Linked DNA regions of Mus musculus: region 1 is linked to region 2. A link is a contact called in ENCODE POLR2A ChIA-PET data. All regions are on one chromosome and are shown on one strand. The core of a region is the stretch at or near the end of the contact, and the rest is flanking DNA. Distances in the headings are between cores, read along the strand shown. Region 1 holds the start of Kmt2d (lysine (K)-specific methyltransferase 2D). Region 2 holds the start of B130046B21Rik (a long non-coding RNA gene).

Evidence for each region. ChIA-PET counts read pairs that join two places held with the same protein, here RNA polymerase II (POLR2A).
Region 1: POLR2A ChIA-PET joins it to region 2 with 11 read pairs in Patski. The contact joins the promoter of Kmt2d here to the promoter of B130046B21Rik in region 2. POLR2A ChIA-PET finds 5 or more read pairs at or near these places in 2 of 5 experiments (Patski and embryonic stem cell).

What each region holds. Positions count from the first base shown.
Region 1 is chr15:98,868,283-98,873,868 of GRCm38, reverse strand. It overlaps Kmt2d (lysine (K)-specific methyltransferase 2D), which reads left to right and starts at 2,664. Exons shown (of 55, transcript NM_001033276.3): 1 at 2,664-2,855.
Region 2 is chr15:98,802,381-98,807,632 of GRCm38, reverse strand. B130046B21Rik (a long non-coding RNA gene) reads right to left here and starts at 1,318. Exons shown (of 3, transcript XR_003951472.1): 1 at 409-1,318. Ddn (dendrin) reads left to right here. Exons shown (of 2, transcript NM_001013741.1): 1 at 1-28; 2 at 433-3,851. The coding sequence ends at 2,356.

The sequences.
Region 1 (5,586 bases), core at 1,415-3,914, 65 kb before region 2:
GTGATTTACCCTCTGTTTAGGATAGTCCATCATAGATTAATATTACCTTCTAGTAGGAGTGTTTTCATTTTTGAGTACATGCAGTGGGGAGGTGCTTTCTGCTTTTCAATTCCCAATTAAACTTGTACTATAGCTGAGATAGTTGTGGGATCACCTGAAGTTTCTTTTTTGGAAATTTTGTTGAAATTGGCTTCAGTGATCAGACTAGAAACTTTGATGCTATGTATAGATAGCAGCAAGTGTCTACTATTGATCTCACCTACAACCATGGCCAAAGCCACACTGTCTAATGTGGCCAATTACACATGGTTAGGTCTAACATGGTTATAATTAAGTTACTGAGTTGCACCACTTACTTACCTTTCAAAGTATTCAATAGCTACATGTATCCAAGTGGCTATGTTCCTGTGGATACAGCCTGTTTCCACAGAATGAACCATGCTGTAGCCAGGGAAGTAGCCTCAGACCTAATTTGCCAGCTTCTCTCCATTCTTTTCTCTTAAATCTTTAAAAAAAAAAAAATTACATTCATTTTATCGTGTGTGCTTGTGTGTGGGAGCATCCTGGATCTTTGAAGGTCAGGGAACAACTTAGTTTCAGTTCTCTCTCTCCACTATGTGGGCCAGAGGGATGGAAGTCAGGCCTTAAGGCTTTGCAGTGAGTGCCTTTTACTCTCGGGGGGGGGGGGGGGCATCTTATAGGCCCTTAAAGCTTTTCTTTTCTTTTTTAATCTATGGGAAAATGTCCCCTTTGGTTTGCACTATGGGTTAACTTCTCAGAGTGACTCCTTGGGCGATTTTTTTCTTGTGTAGCCTCAGCCTTTTCACTTGTAATATGGAGATAATTCCACAATGTTGGTGAGGAAAGGGGGGGGGGAATATAAAGTATCGAGTACATAGTTAATTTGTCTCAACCTGCTTACTCCATGTATACAGTCTGTGCAGAAAGGTAATTCTAGTCTTCCCTCCTTCCATACTTGGGAGTGCGGGAGCTTGCCAAGGGTCTTATTCAGATTAACAATATTCCAACCAAGTAGCAGAGTATTTAGCTTAGTTTAAGGAAGAAGAAGAAGAAATAAAAGACAGGTTTAGAAGATTTTCGGGAAAATTAAATATGGGGTGGGGACACTCTACATTGATGTTTTGGTCGGGAAGTGGTTGTTTGGGGATCGCGAGGACACCGACAATACTTCTACTCCAAAGGGTCTTGGAGTTAGAAGACCTGAGAGTCGTCCAGCTTTCTTCCGGCCCCCAAACGTGGCAAGAACCCACCCTTTGCAGCGCCAGGCACGGTGCCTCACTTTCTCCATTTGCGGACTCCAGTTCCCAGGATGCAGAGCTGCGGCCAATCTCCAGGCTCTCTTTTCACCCCCCACCCCCCCTTGGCAAAGATTGTCCCCCAGCCAAAGAAAGGAGTTCCAAGGGTCAGTGACTTTAGGGAACAGAATTAAAAAGTGGCCAGAATCCTAGCTTTACCACCCAGAAGGTAAAGGAGGCAGCTCCTGGGCCGTGGCGAAGAAGAGGGGGGCTTTATTCCCACGTGTCTGCCCGGCGGCCAGCCTGGCGCAGTCGGGGTTAATCTGCAGCGGAGGGATCCCGGAGCGTGTGCGTAGAACTGCAGAGTCACAGCCTTTCCTCCAAGAGGGCTGTACCCCTCCGCCGCCCCGCTCCAACACAAAATAGGGCCTCCTCTTCTCCTTTCTCCCCTTCTCGAGTGGGGTTCCCCAGGCAAAAGGGCCCCCTGGATCTCGCGCCGGACGCTCCACGAGTCTCTACGATCGCTGCCCAGCTCCAAGGCGAGGAAAGAGCCTCTTCGCAGGAACCACCCTACCGGCCGAGCAGGAGGCGGAGGGGGGAGGCGGAGCGGCGCCGCGCTGCACTACTTTCCTCTCCGGTTGCAAATGGCTGCCTCGTTCCCCACTTTCCGCTCAGTTTCCTGACCCCCCGGCGCCGGGAGCCGGGGTTGGACCATGCACCTCTAGACCCCCCGCGATCAGTGCCTGCCGGGGGTCTAGGGGGTGCCGCTGACCACAGGCGGCCAGGCCGGGGGCGGGGCAGCTCCCGAGGCCAGAGGGGAAGGGAGGCGAGCGCTGGGCCTGGAGCGGCCGGAGGGGAGCGGGCAGAGGGCTCGCACCGCCCGCCCCTTCCTCTTCCTCGCCCACCAACCCTCCTCCCTTCCCCGGGGGGAGCAGAAGGTGGGGGGCTCGAAGCCGCCGAGGGGGGACGCTCGGGGTCGCGGAGCCCGGCGCTGGGTGTGTGTCAGGTTCGGCCCCGCCGGCTCCGCGTCGCCGTAGCTCGCGCGGCCCCGGGGCGCCGGCCCGGCGGGGAGAGGGGCTCGGCGCGGCTGCGAGGGGCTCACGTTCCATCCGGGCCCGGCGCGCGGCGCGGCGCGGCGCGGCATTCCTTCCGGGCTGCTGGGGAGGCGCCTCGACGTTCCATCTGGAGAGCCTCGACGTTCCGCCCGAGCCCGGCGCGGGCGGCCGGGGCGCTGGCCGGGCCCTAGGACTGAGAGGCCGCCCCGCGACGCGGATGCGGAGCCTGCTCGCCCAAGATCAAAGCCACCGGTGCTCTCTTTGTGTCCGCTCGGGATTCGCCGCCCTGGGGCTGTTCATGGAAACCTAAACTGCTGGAACCTGAGGCAGAGAACCCCTGTTGGATTTTTGCTTTTTTTTTTTTTTTTTTTTTTAAACCCCCGGGGGAAGGGTGACCACTCCGACCTGGATTTACCGTTCTTGGTCTCCCTAAGCCCCCCCGAGTGGGGGGCGGCTGTGCTCGCTCTGGCGGTTGGAGGTCGGGGAGCGGCCCGGGCTCTGGCCATGTTCTCGGATGAGGATTTCTGGATCGCCCTGTGAAGAGGTGAGTGAAGTCCGCCCGGCCTGGGCCCAGAAAGGGTTGGACTAGGGGCACAGCCAGATGGACTATCTTGGCCGGTGGCTGGCCTTTAGGTTGGAGAAAGGGGTGCCAGAGCTGGGGAGGGTTCCTTTGGCAGGGTCTGTCAAGGGAATCTGAGCCAGTTGCCACGGCAGAACCGAGGCCTGGTTTCTTGGGGTGTGCCTCTTTAAAGATTGGGGGTTCAGGGAACTACAGGAGTTTGGGAACATGTCCAGATAGCCTCTCTGCCTGTTTATTTTTGTGTTGAGGGAGTTCGACCAAACTAGGACCCAGGCCCTGATGCCAACACCAATCCCAGGCTGTTGTCCCCCACCCCCACCCCCAGGGTTCCTTGGGACAGAGCAACTTGGTGGGGGGATGCCACTGCCAGGTCCCACATACTGCCAGATTGGACTTTAATGTTGTTCCTACCTACCTGGGCACCCAAAACAATCCGTGGGAAACTCAAGGAGCCCTGAGTCCTTCACCCGGGAGGTGGGGGGGGGGGGGGAGGGTGGGTGGAAACTGGTGCGATGAAGAGGGGAGCTGGGGCATGAAGGAGGTGGGGCTGGGGCAGCTCTGCCCCTGCTGTTCAACTTAACTACTCTGCCTGGCAAAGTGACCCCAGCAAGGCCTAGTGGTGTCTTAGCCTGCTTCGTTTCCCCTCCTCTTGGGATGGACATAATCTCCGGGGGATTATAGAGGAGGCCGTTGAGATCTGTTCTCTACGAATGTGGGCTGCAAAAAAATGGCTTTTGTCTCTTGCTTTCTCTGGGCCTAGTGTAGAGTTAGCTGCCCATGAGTCCCTGGCCAATCCTGAAAGCCCCCGCCAGATCTCTACAATGCTTTTCTGGCTACGGAATGGTAAATAGTTCTCAGGTGCTGCCCCGGCTCTGCAGAGTAGGCTAGCTTGTGCCTCTTTGATGGAGAAATGACTTTATTTGTGCTCTTTTCTGCTGGAAGCCAGTGTTTCCAGCCCTGGTAGGAGGTGCTGGGGAGAAGGGGTGTGTATCTACAGCAGGAAGGGTGCAGCATGAGCCTCCCGCCTCAGCCTCTGGGCCCCGGGCTGGGGACAGCCTCTCTCACACCTGTCATGTTGCCCAGCAGGGATTTGGCTAGTGCATTTTGCGCCCTCATTCCACCCCCTCCAAAATACATTTGCTAGGTCTCCTTGAGTATTGTCTCAGAAAGGGGAAAGCAGGGGGTTTGCCCTTGAAAGCTTTCTGAGAGTTGGCATAGGGGTGCGGGGTAAAGTGAGCTGTCATCTATGGTCTCTGCCTCTCTTGTCTGCTCTTAGATAGCATCCTTAGGTGAGACTGTACCTTGTTAGCTCTGGCTGATCCCCTAGGCTACCCAGGGACAATGTGTTACCATTTGGATCCTTCCTAGAGGGCTGACTGAAAATGGGGGAGGAGAGAGGTGTGGTTTGATTCTCTAGCTGGGAACCAGGAAGTCCTGAGTCCCACTGAAGAGCTGTTCACTCAAGGGCTCCAGCCTTTCACCCCTCCAAGCCTCCATTTCCTCCCTTGCAGAGAAAATGGAGTGAAGCCTGTTGGTCTAGGGTGAACACAGGAAGGAGAGTGGTGGGGTAAATCTCTGCCACCTCTCTGGGCTGTTTTGGGTGTTTTTAGATGTAAGACTCCGGGTGTCAGCTCCCTAGCTCAGAGCAAGCCTGGCGCAGGTATTAGCCTAGTTTCGATCCAGGGAAAACCCCCTTGGGATATATGTGTGTGTCTGTTTACTGGCTGTGAATGATGGGATGGGGGAGCCCTTGGTTTTATTTGCTCAAAAGGCTCCAGGGACTTGATTGCTATGGCACTTGGTATTTTGGTATAGATGCTGGGCTGAAAGCTTGAGGAGTTAGGGGCTGAGGTTTCAGGCTACTTGGAGGTGTCCCTGGGTTCTTTATGGTACAGAAAAAGGAGAGTTTGCCGCTCAGTCTTGGACCTTCCATGGCTCTGTAAGTGGGGTGCTCTCTTTGCTGGGGTTTCTACTTTGATCCTCAAGGCTAGATGGAGAAGGTAGTTTCTGTACCTACTTGGGCAGTGCTAGCTTTAGCAGAGAGAGAGAGGGAGGGAGAGAGAGAGAGAGAGAGCAGGAGAGAGCGAGAGAGCGCTAGGGAGCGAGCTGTGCTTGGGGGAGGGCCGAGGAATGTGTCCCTCTGGCCTTGTGTCAGGTGGCCCTCCTACCCACTGTATTATCACTGTTGCCTTCTACTTCTCTTTGTTGCTGTTTGTGGCTCTCTTGGCCTCAACTCTGAGAACAAAGTTGTTGGAGGATCTGTTAGGAAGATATGGTTAGATGCAAACATTTAGGAAACTTTAAAGTCCTCTTGGACCTTCGGTGTGACCAGGCCTTGAATGATTGAATAGGCAGAGGGTCCTGGCTTGAGCCTTGAGCTCCAGTTCCCACTTCCCACAGGTGGCTTGTAAGGGCCTCTTGCAGTTCAGAGCATGCTCTGTAAGTCGGCCAGATAAGCATCCTGCTTTGCTGCAGATGGGTTGTTGTGCATGAGGCTTGGGAAGAGGTAATGGGTGTCGGGTGCTGCTGCTGGGCCTTCCCTGGCAGGGTCAGAGCATTAGGGGGAAAGGAACGTGGCGGCTTCACTTCTGCGTGGCTCCAGGGGGCCGCCAACATTGGCAATGGAACTGGGGGCTTAGGGAAGGAAACGGAGTCTGCGTTGGCTGGGAATTGAGTTACTGATTGCCGGGCACTT
Region 2 (5,252 bases), core at 69-2,568:
ACTGGGCCCGTGGGCCCCAGAGCCGCACGTGAGTGAAGGAGGGGTGAGGGGCAGCAAGTGGTGGGGCGGGAAGTGGGGTCCAGACCTCCCCGCTGGCACCAGCAATTGCTGCTGTTCCCTTCTCTTTCCCGCGCCTCCCTCCCCCCACTCGTCGAGGACTGGGGCCTGAATCATTGAGCGCTGTTTAGGGGGACAGGAGTACTAGTGGCAGGCGGTGAGATGGGGGCAGTCGCTGTTAAAGTGTGCATGGAGAGATGGCGAGGAGTCTCATTTCGACTTTAGCCCTAACATATACGCACGTGCACTCGCTCAGACACTCACACGAACCCTCCCACATGGCTGCCCCAAGTGGTCTCCAGTGCTCCCAGCTCCCCGGACCTCGGCTCTCTGTCCCCGCAAACTGCTCACCTGGGTTCCTGCTCATTGTCCCAGGTGTAGGCTGCGCCCGGGATCCCCTGAGCCGCCACCCCGCCGACCCTGGGCCTCCAGGGTGCTGCAGGAGGCAACCAACTGGCGGGCGGGCCCCCCCGCCGAGGTCCGAGCCCGGGAACAAGAGAAAAGAAAGGCGGCGTCGCAGGAGCGGGAGGCCAAGGAGACCGAGAGAAAAAGGCGCAAGGCTGGCGGGGCCCGACGGAGTCCCCTAGGTCAGCCCCGCCCAGAGCCCCGGAACGCCCTTCGGGCAGCCCAACCTACAGGGTTTCCAGTTTTCTCCAGACCAGAGCGCTTCGGGCAGGTGGGGCGAGCGCCCCGACCATCCGTGCTCCCGCAGGGTGACCCAGGGGTTGCATGGGCGGGGCCATGGGGAGGCAGAAGGCCAGGGCCCCCTAGCTACGAGGCTCACCTGCTGTTGAGAGGCTCTGCAGGCACAGCCCCAAGGCGCCGCTGGGACCGGCCGCCACCCTATGTGGCTCCACCTTCTTATGAAGGTCCCCACAGGACCCTGGGGACTAAGCGAGGCCCGGAGCTCTCCCGGGCGCCCACCTCATCAGCCCCAGTTCCAGCCACCACCAGGACAGAGGGAGGGCGCACGAAGAAGAGGCTGGATCCTCGAATCTACCGGGATGTTCTAGGAGCTTGGGGTCTCAGACAGGGACGGGGACTCTTAGGAGGTGCTCCAGGCTGTACAGCAGCCAGAGCTAGGCCAGAGTCTTGCAAAGGGGCTATAGAGAAAAGCTCAGGCCTAGTTGCTGCTGGCCTGAACAGTGCTGGCGATAGTCATTCCCAAGGCAAAACGACTGGCGGTCCAGGCACGGACGCAGCTCTCTCTAGGTCCGCGATCAGCAGCCCACCTCGTCCTGTTCCCAGGTCCAGGCAGCACCTCAGGGGGTCAAGGAAAGGGAAAGAAGGAAGTGAGCAGATATGGCTTCCCACGTGTTGGCTTGCCTCCCCTAAAAAGCCTCCAGTTAGGCACAGCCAGACGCTCCCTAGACCCTGGGCTCCTGGAGGCACCGGGTGGAAAGAGTCCCTGGGTCAAAGAGAGGGGGCAGAACATGAGACCCTGGAAGTTTGGAAGGTGACCCGCCGTGCCCACACCCTGCCCCGCATTTCCCGAGGTCCCGCTGGTAGAGAAGGCATCTTTGTCATTGACGCCACATGCGTGGTGATAAAGTCCCAGTACGTTCCGACCCCTCGAACCCAGCAGGGTCAGCTCGTGCCCTCTGGGGAGTCGTGCAGTGTGAGCGACAGCCTTAGTCAACCCAAGCCCTGTCACGAGGAGGAGGGCGAGGGGGCCGCTGCCAACCCTTCAGTTTGCCAAAAGCGACTGTTGAGCAGTCGAGTCTTAAACCAACCGAGCGAGGGTCGCGAGTGCGAGGCCGAGGTCGGACAGCAGGGGGATTCTTCATTGGAGGAGCGCTCCTCCAGCGGTTTGGGGTTCCCTGTCGGAGAAGTGAACCCGCGAGACGCCCCCACGCAGCCAGGTAGCCAAGAGCACCCGACCTTAGGCCCAGCGGCTCCGGTATGCGCCGGCAGCTTGAAGGGCTCAGAAGCGGCTGGTGTCCCGCGGCGCGCGGGCGGGGGCTGGGCGCGGACTCCAGGGCCCTACGCCGGGGCGTTGCGAGAAGCCGTGTCCCGCATCCGCCGCCACACCGCCCCAGATTCGGACTCAGACGAAGCGGAGGATCTCAGCGTCCATAGCGGCTCCTCTGATGGAAGCGACACAGACGCCCCAGGCGCCTCCTGGCGGAATGAGAGGACCCTGCCTGCGCTTGGGAACACCCGGCCCAGGGAAGGCGGGAAGACAGCAGGGCTGAGCGACAGTATCCGGGAGATTGTGGATGTCATCAGTCAAACCGAGGAAGGCTTCATCCGAGAGGACACCAGGAAAACGCCACAGGGAAATAGAGAGAGGGAGTGAGCGATGCCCCTCTTTGTTCTCGTGTCGCTCAGCCCATCCACCCTGGGCTCACCTGCTCCTTCTCTCTCTCCAGGCTTCGTTTGCTTCCTTTTCTTCTTTCCCACCTATACCTGTTCCCACACTTGAAACAGAGGAGAGAGGAGGAACCAGGGAAGGTAGCGTCTGCCAACTCAAGGGTTAGTTTCAGGGAAAGTGTGGGTGGGCCATCCACACCTGCTACATTCGGTGTGGAACTGTTCCGACAGAGAAAGAGAAGGGGCAGGGATGGTGCCTGCGATGGGCAGGGCAGGGTCCCTGACAGGAGAGAAAAAGTAATGGAGAGGCCTTGAACCTAGTGACTGAGTGGAGGAGACAGAGGAACTTTGGGCAGAGAAGAAATGAATGCATACACACAACCAGCAACCTGGCGAGAGGGCTCTCTTTGATGTTACAACTCAAGTTTCAATTCCAACTCTGCCACTGACCTAGCTGGTGGACCTCAGAGTAACTATTTTTGCGCCCGGGCATCCCGGACTTCTGTAAATGTAAAATGAGCGCTTTCTGCCTCCCATTCTTTTGTCCCTAGGATTTTGTGAATAAGCGAGTAGAGAGAATCTGAGGGTTCTTACCCACTTCGGTCATCCTCAGTTCGGAAGACTGTCAAGGTCTTCAGATTTAAACGGACAAAGGGCTTCTATTCCAATTTTCCCAGTTTAGGTGAGTGCTCCCACAGCCGAGCAGGATCATGGCCCTCTCACTGCCTCTAGCCTGCTGTGGCCCAAGCTGGAGAGGGAAGGTAGCCAATGAATCAGCTTGGGACACTTTTAGGCCTTCCCCTTCTCCTCCATCTCCGTGTCCTTAGTGACGCTCTGAAGTGTTACCGGGATTTTCCACGCAGACGGTATCGCCCACCGGATAGGACCTTGACAATTTCTGTGTCTCTCCAAGGAAAACAGCCAGGCAAGGAGGAAGGTGGATTTTTCAGCAGACGGTGCGGGGTGTGATACTCGCTGTAGCCACTACGGGGCGCGCGCAGGTCGCGGATTCCCCCGGTTGCTGGTGCTCGAGTGCCCCTACACCAGCACTGCCAGTTATCTGGATCCCTAGTTACCGGCGCCGGTTTCCTGCCTTGACACCTCCAAACCGCGCGCGGGGCCGGGAGCAGGCCTCCGGCCTCCCAGACTTCTGGGGCGCGCCGAGCCCTTCTTTGTATTAATCCACGCCAACCGGTTTGAGACTGACATTTAAGCCTTTCTTCTTCTTCTTCTTCTTTTTTCTTTTTCTTTTCTTTCTTTCCAACCCTGGGCACTTCCTCTGTGTCTGCCATTTATTAGCCATGTGACCTTGGCCAAATCACTTCACCTCCCTGAGCCTCAGTTTCCTCATCTGTCAAATGGGGGTTTATAAACACCTACCTCGCAGGGTTGTTGTGAGGATTTAATGAGGTAATGTATATAAGGCGTCTTGCACAGTGCCTGGCACATAGCAGGCGCCCAATAAATCTACTCGCCCCTTTATGCAGCTCTGGAGTCTCTCTTTCTCTGACCTATCCCCCACTGTGTCCCTCCCTCAGTCCTTCTTGACTTCTTCCCGCTCATTGTGAGGGGGAGGAGGACTCCTCTCTGGTGGAAACTTCTAGTCCACCCTGTTCCCTGGCTGGGACTCTCCCTTCCTTGCCCCCCGCCGCACCCCTGCCGGCTCTTCCCTCTGCCCTGGTGCACTCCCCCCCACCCCTCATTCCGGGCAAGGGCTGAGTCAGTCTAGGTAAATTTAGCCATCGGCTGGGCAGGAGCGGGGGCTTCGCCCAGACTCAGTCACCAGGTCTGGTGACCCATCCCTCTGTCCCTACTCCCGTTAACCCTAACTCCCGCAACTCCTTAGACCGCTCTCAAACCACTCAGGCTTTTAGCCTCCAATTAGCTTGACATCACACCCAGAGAGACCCAAAGGCAGGACGCAGAGGGGGCAGGGCTCCCAGACCACAGCCACAGCTGGCTTCTATTCAGCAGATAAGGGTCTCCTACTCGGGTTTCCCAACTCTAGGGGCGTTCACTGGTCGGAGCTCAGCAGGAATATTCATTCACCTGCGATCCTGTCTGAAACCTACACATTTCCTGTTGCTCTTGGTGGATGAGGCCAAGGAAGCCGGGTCACCCTGGGCAAAGATCAAAGATACCAAAGGTCTTACCACGTCCAATGCAGTCCTTTCTGCTGCCAAGCGAAACCTAGCATTTACTGAACACTTCCTAGGAACTAGACTCTGGGCTGGGCTCAAGGGCAGAAATGGCAAGGCCTGTCTGACAGTGAGGACGGTTGTGTTAAGTTCTAGGAAGAGTCAATCAAGGGAGATCCTAGTTTTAGAAAATCCAGGGAGAGTTCACAGAGGAGGTGACTTGTAGATAAAAATTAGGGAAAGAAGCCCGGTTGGTGGCACTCTCCATTGGTGGCACTCTCCATCATTAATCTCAGCACTCAGAAGGCAGAGGCTGGTGGGTCTCTGGGTGTTCAAGGCCAGCCTGGTCTACATAATGAGCTGCATGCCATCCAGGCAAAATAAAACATATATATATATATATATAGATAGATAGATAGATAGATAGATAGAGAGAGAGAGAGAGAGAGAAGGAAGCCAGGCATGGCGCACTTTCTTGAAAACTGGAGTCAGGAGAATGGTCATGAGTTTGAGCCCAGCCTGGTTTACACAGCAACTTCCAGCCTATCCCAGTTCAGCCCAGCAAGATTCTGTCTCCAAAAAAAAAAAAGAAGTCCCTTTGGAACCGGGTTGTGGTGGTGGCTCAATGGTAGTATGCATGTGTGGCTAGAATGTACACAGTCCTGAGTTTGGTCCCCAGCATTGAAAAAGGCATATCCTAGGTTAGGTAACAACCACCCATTTTGTGTGGGGGAACATTTGGGT